Linked DNA regions of Homo sapiens: region 1 is linked to region 2. Evidence: chromatin loops called from intact Hi-C (ENCODE). Cell type or tissue: heart left ventricle. All regions are shown on one strand. Each heading gives the region's core, and the rest is flanking DNA. Links, peaks and the distances in the headings are about the cores only. Region 1 overlaps SEC14L1 (SEC14 like lipid binding 1). Region 2 has its middle 7.5 kb from the start of MIR6516.

Region 1 (2,907 bases), core at 188-2,687, 49 kb after region 2:
TTCTGTTCCTTCTATAAATAGAAACGCAGGTGTTTTAGCAGCTGGCTGCTTCTGCTCAGCGTATGTTTGTGGGATTTATATAGATCAATAGTTTTGAAAAACAAGAAGTCCTCTTACGGGAAGAATTTACATGACAGGGTTTGTTTTAAAATTTATTTTATTTATTTTTTTGAGACAGCGTCTCACTCTGTCACTCAGGCTGGATTGTAGTGGCGCGATCTCAGCTCACTGCAACCTCCATCTCCTGGGTTCAAGCGATTCTTCTGCCTCAGCCTCCCAAATAGCTGGGATTACAGACCTGCACTACCATGCCCGCTAATTTTTGTATTTTTAGTAGAGATGGGGTTTCTCTATGTTGGCCAGGCTGGTCTCGAACTCCTGACCTCAGGTGATCCACCCGCCTTGGTCTCCCAGAGTGCTGGGATTACAGGCGTGAGCCACCTCTCCTGGTCTATTTTTATTTTTATTTTTTGAGACGGAGTTTTGCTCTCGTCCAGGCTGGAGTGCAGTGACGCGATCTTGGCTTACTGCAGCCTCTGCCTCCTGAGTTCAAGCGATTCTGCATCAGCCTCCCGAATAGCTGCGATTACAGGTGCCTGCCCCCGCACCTGGCTAATTTGTGTGTGTGTGTGTGTATGTATGTGTGTGTGTGTGTGTGTGTGTGTGTGTGTGTGTGTATATATACACATATATATTTGTTTTGTTTTGTTTTTTAGTAGAGATGGGGTTTCTCCATGTTGGCCAGGCTGGTCTTGAACTTCTGCCCTCAGGTGATCCTCCTGCCTTGGCCTTCCAAAGTGCTGGGATTACAGGTGTGAGCCACTGTACTTGAGATATAATTTACATACAGTGAAATGGTCACGTGTCAGGTGTACAGTTTGATTAGTTTTAACAAAAGAATCCCTCACACCTTTGTGAAAACACAGGACATTTGAATCCATCCCCCTGGTGAAGGTTCTGTGGTGCGCCTTCCCTTTCAGGTGTGAGGTTTTGGTTTGTGTGTGTGGGTAAGAAGCTCTGTGTGTTAAGATGTCTGTGTGTTAAGAAGTTACGTGTGTTAAGATGTAGTTACACATCTTAAATATGTGTAGCTAGGGCTGTTAACAGTATTTTATGTTGTTGACTTACCATGTTTGCCATTTGCATGTTATCTGTGCTGTTTTGGCTTTTGGTTGTATGAGGCAAAGACCCACTCCAGCCAGCTTGGGAAGGAGTTTGGTGAGTGGGAACATGTATAGTGTGATAGGAATCACACAGGAATCCGGGAATTCGAGCTGGGATGGGCTGAGCTCCAGAGCCTGGTAGTGGAGGGAGGTTCCTGGCTGCTCTGGGGGCCTCAGCCACAGTTTTTCTCTAGGATTTTGCCCTGTGGGACTGTGCCTGGCTCCATGTGCTGGAGCCTTCTACCCCGCCACCAGCTGGCTGCTTTGCTCACTCCTAGTTTTCCATGTGGCTTCAGCTCGAGGACGTGCTTAGCTGTCTGAAAGCCCTCTGGCCCCAGTTCAACTCTGTGGCATTTCTTGTTGCATTCTTTCAGTTTCTAAGTGACCAATTCCTGTCACATTTCATAGTTCACATCCTTGAGAGAAACTTGATCTAGTTCATTCCCCACCCCGACCCCTGCCCTGGTCCTGGGTTTGAGGATATTGGCTAGCCTGTGGATTGTTTGCCTTAGGTGGGAGGCCTGACCCTTGTTCAGTGAGCTGGGCTGGTGGAGCTGGGGAGGAGGCAGTGGGGGTGGTAGGCAGTGGGCATCGCCAGGTAAAGTAGAGTGGCTGCCCACGGCCCGGGGTGGACACAGGGCAGAGAGTTGGGCAGGGTGGGGGATGTTCTCCAAAACACTTGAGTGTGGCTTAAAAAGTTCATGCAACCCTGATAGTTTGAGGCAAAGGCTGGTTTCTTTGCCAAACGTTAGATTTAATAAAAGAGGAGGTGTTTGGATTGTTTAACGTTCAGACTTCCTTATTTCCCTTACTTCACTATTTTCAAAATTGTGACGTTTACCTTGCCAGTTCATGCAGGACTTTACAGAAGAACTCGAAATTCAAATTCTGAGCTGCCACCAAGTTTTTACAATTAAACCATTTTAAAACTATTGTTCTGAGGTAGTGGTTAATTTCCCTTCTTTTTCTTTCTTTCTTCTCCTTTTTTTTCTTTTTTTTATGATTTAAAACTTACTAGTTAGAAACTTTTTTTTTTGCCTCACCAGCTTCAGGAAATTTTCTTTTGAATTGTTAGAAAAACAAACAAACAAACACACAGACGCACACACACGCACGTATATTCTTCCACCCTGTAGTATAAAGAAAACATTTTTAAATCCGAAAATGAAATATGTTACCTTTTTCCTTCCAAAAGTAGACTGTGAGTGATGTTTGTGTGGTGTCCTTTGCCCCCATTTCTTACTGTAGTTTTATGGTATAAAATCCTCAGTATTTGCTTAATTTTTTTTGTCATTGAGGAAAACTAACAGTAAAATGAGTTAACCTGAAAATGCCCTTTTCAGTTCAGCATTCAGAGTGAGGAAAGAGGTATATATGCAGTTAAGGTGAGAACGGAACCGTAGCTTCCGCCGGCGGACTTGTGAGCACGTCAGAAAGCGAATGTGCCTCACTAGAACGCACGGTGGCGGCAGGAGTGGCCGGCAGTGCCCGGCACGCAGTCACGGGAGGTGGGTCGAGTCCTGGTTTATGTGAGTCCTGTGAGGTGAGAGAGTGGGAGAAAACGCCTCACTCAACTTAATGCCTTTGTTTGTTTGTTTTAACCAAGAGTTTACTTGTAATTTAGTATTGCCGGAAAATTGTTCAGGTAAAAAGTGCCTAGTATAAATAGGTACACAGTCAGGTCAGATATGTTAATTGCATCTCACTTGATTTAATGAAAATTTACCATTTGTTTTGAGGTCAG
Region 2 (2,907 bases), core at 207-2,706:
CTCTGTCACTAGACCCCAAGACAATGAAGAGCCTTCATTGGCTGGGCATGGTGGCTTGCGCCTGTAATCCCAGCACTTTAGGAGGCCGAGGCGGGTGGTCAGGAGTTCGAAAGCAGCCTGACCAACATGGTGAAACCCCATCTCTACTAAAAATACAAAATTCAACCAGGTGTCGTGGCAGGCACCTGTAATCCCAGCTGCTCGGGAGGCTGAGGCATGAGAATCAGTTGAACCCAGGAGACAGAGGTTTCGGTGAGCCAAGGTCACACCACTGCACTCCAGCCTAGAAGACAGAGCAAGACTTTGTCTCAAAAAAAAAAAATTAACTAATTACTGAAATAAATAAACAGCCTTCACTAATTCTCCTACACAGTAATGGGCGCGCTCCTCCTACACAGGACTGGCATGCTGGGCATCTTTCTGGGTGATGGGAGGGAGGCCTAGACTCCATGGGTGGAGGCCTAGGAAGGTTTTGTGTGGCTGTCAGGAACATTCCCTGGCCTTGGCTGTCTCCTGCTGTCATTCAGTTCCAGCTCCTTGCAGTCAGTCTTTTTTTTTTTTTTTTTTTTAAATAGAGATGAGGTCTCACTGTCTTGCCCAGACTGGTCTTGAACTCCTGGGCTCAGGTGATCCTCCCACCTCAGCCTCCCAAAGTGTTGGAATCACAGGCATGAGCCATCACGCCTGGCTACAGATGGTGCTTTCAATATTAGCAATGGATAATTAAATATGTGGTTAAGAAGTTGTATTTAAGGTTAAAAATCACTATGAGGCTGGGTGTGGTGGCTCAAACCTGTAATCCCAGCACTTTGGGCCAAGGCAGGCGGATCACCTGAGGTCAAGAGTTCGAGACCAGCCTGGCCAACATGCTGAAACCCTGTCTCTACTAAAAATACAAAAATTAGCCAGGCGTTATGTTGCGTACCTATAATCCCAGCTACTCGGGAGGCTGAGGCAGGAGAACCGCATGAACCTGGGAGGCAGCGGTTGCAGTGAGCCGAGATAGCGCCACTACACTCCAGCCTGGGTGACAGTGAGACTCCATCTCAAAAAAAAAAAGTCACCGTGGGACACAAGCCCTGTATCAGAAAAGGTATAGAAATTAAAGAACAGTTAAGTCAAGATTTTGAATTTCTCTCTTCGTCCACTAGAGGATGTAATCCAACACCAGACTGTGTTCTCTGATGTAACTTGGTATAGAGTTTGGGTTTTGGGGCTTTTTTGTTCTGTTTTGATTTGTGTAATTTAGCCAAGACTTTCTGTGACCAAAAAGTTATGTCTGTTGTAACTTGGTACAGAGTTTGGATTTTGGGGTTTTTTTGTTTTGTTTTGATTTGTGTAATTTAGCCAAGACTTTCTGTCACCAAAAAGTTATGCAGAAGATTCATCTGCGGGGCTGGGCTCTTAGTTACGAATCTGTCCGGTTGTCCCAGTGGAATCAGTCCAGGTGTCTTGGTTCGTGATAAGTGCTTTCCTTGGAAGCGTTTATCATGTCAGGAACCAAGCACAGGCACTGCACGTGGAGATAAGAGCGTGTTCTAATACATTTCTCCGTTCCAATGTACTCCCAGTGCCAGCTGGTGAGAACATCGGGAAAGATTTTCTTTGTAAGGAATCCAGTGTTAACACGTACCAGTATTTGAAGTCCCAGACAGTGTGCATTAAGGGTTTAGAAGTGTCTCTGGCATGAACATTGCTTATAACTTGAAATTGACAGGTACTTATCAAGACCAAACAAAGTTTGCACAAAGCCAGCACAGTTAAGAGTGCTGATTGTGGCCGGGCACGGTGGCTCACGCCTGTAATCCCAGCACTTTGGGAGGCCGAGGCGGGCGGATCACAAGGTCAAGAGATCAAGACCATCCTGGCCAACATGGTGAAACCCCGTCTCTATTAAAAGTACAAAAATTAGCCGGGCGTAGTGGCGCACGCCTGTAATCCCAACTACTCGGGAGGCTGAGGCAGGAGAATCTCTTAAACCTGGGAGGCAGAGGTTGCAGTGAGCCGGGATTGTGCCACTGCACTCCAGCCTGGCGACAGAGCAAGACTCCATCTCAAGAAAAAAAATTTAAAAAAAAGAGTGCTGATTGTTAGCTGGTGGGAAAGTGGACTTGCTGGGTGGGGGCGGGGGAGTGGGGAGAATGACCATTCTGAAAGTGTAATCTTCAACAGAGTACTGTACGTTCTCTGGCTTATTAGCCCGGTGAACAGCTTTCTGATGGTTTTAGTTGAACAAGTATTGCTGGATATGTTAAAATACAGCCAGAGGCAAAACATACTCCCTCCTCTCAGAGAACTTATATCCCAGGATAGGGGAGACTGGAAACAGGTCATTAGAATATGCAGAATAACAGATGAGTGCTATGGAGAGAAAGACAGCAGCCCCACTACGGAGGAGCACGGGATGGGGTTTGCAATTTTAGATGGGTGGCCTTTAACCAAATCCTTCAGTGAGAGTAAGTCACATGATGACCAGGAAGAGCACCCCAGCAGGGGAGGCAGCCAGTGCCCTGGCACACAAGCAAAAGGAGTTGATGAGAGGGCTGGGGGGCTGAGGCCAGATCTCATGGGGCCTCACATGGAGGAAAGTGTGGGACTTCTGCCTTTTCTCTGAATAGTGTCCGTAGCTTACATATTCTATCTACTCTTGCCTTTTAGGAACCATTTTTCCCTCTAATGGTAGTTTACGTTAGAAGTATTTCCTGTTCTAGGCCCGGTGCAGTGGCTCATGTCTGTAATCCCAGCACTTTGGGAGGCCAAGGCAGGTGGATCACCTGAGGTCAGGAGTTCGAAACCAGCCTGGCCAACATGGCAAAACCCCATCTCTACTAAAAATACAAAAATTAGTCAGGCGTGGTGGTGCATACCTGTAATCCCAGCTACTCGGGAGGCTGAGGTACGAGAAAT

What was found. Hi-C counts contacts between places; a loop is a spot of excess contacts. Peaks named below come from ENCODE experiments on the same cell type or tissue, not always from the same donor. Only the 100,000 strongest peaks of a DNase experiment are listed, where the experiment ranks them.
Region 1: a loop joins it to region 2, with 3 times the contacts of the local background. A loop is called at or near these places in 84 of 110 quality-filtered maps.

Annotation. Positions count from the first base shown.
Region 1 is chr17:77,144,460-77,147,366 of GRCh38, forward strand. The region is part of intron 3 of SEC14L1 (SEC14 like lipid binding 1); the gene reads left to right. Among named protein-coding and RNA genes, the nearest start is that of SEC14L1, 4.9 kb to the left of the region's middle. In heart left ventricle, for the core only: CTCF peaks have their summits at 1,417 (motif pointing left) and 2,617; DNase peaks (open chromatin) are centred at 1,412 and 2,640; H3K4me3 peaks cover 2,500 bases; H3K27ac peaks cover 2,387 bases.
Region 2 is chr17:77,095,507-77,098,413 of GRCh38, forward strand. It overlaps a transcript of SEC14L1 not described here. Among named protein-coding and RNA genes, the nearest start is that of MIR6516, 7.5 kb to the left of the region's middle. In heart left ventricle, for the core only: a CTCF peak has its summit at 1,151; no DNase peak of the experiment used is centred there; H3K4me3 peaks cover 324 bases; H3K27ac peaks cover 2,132 bases.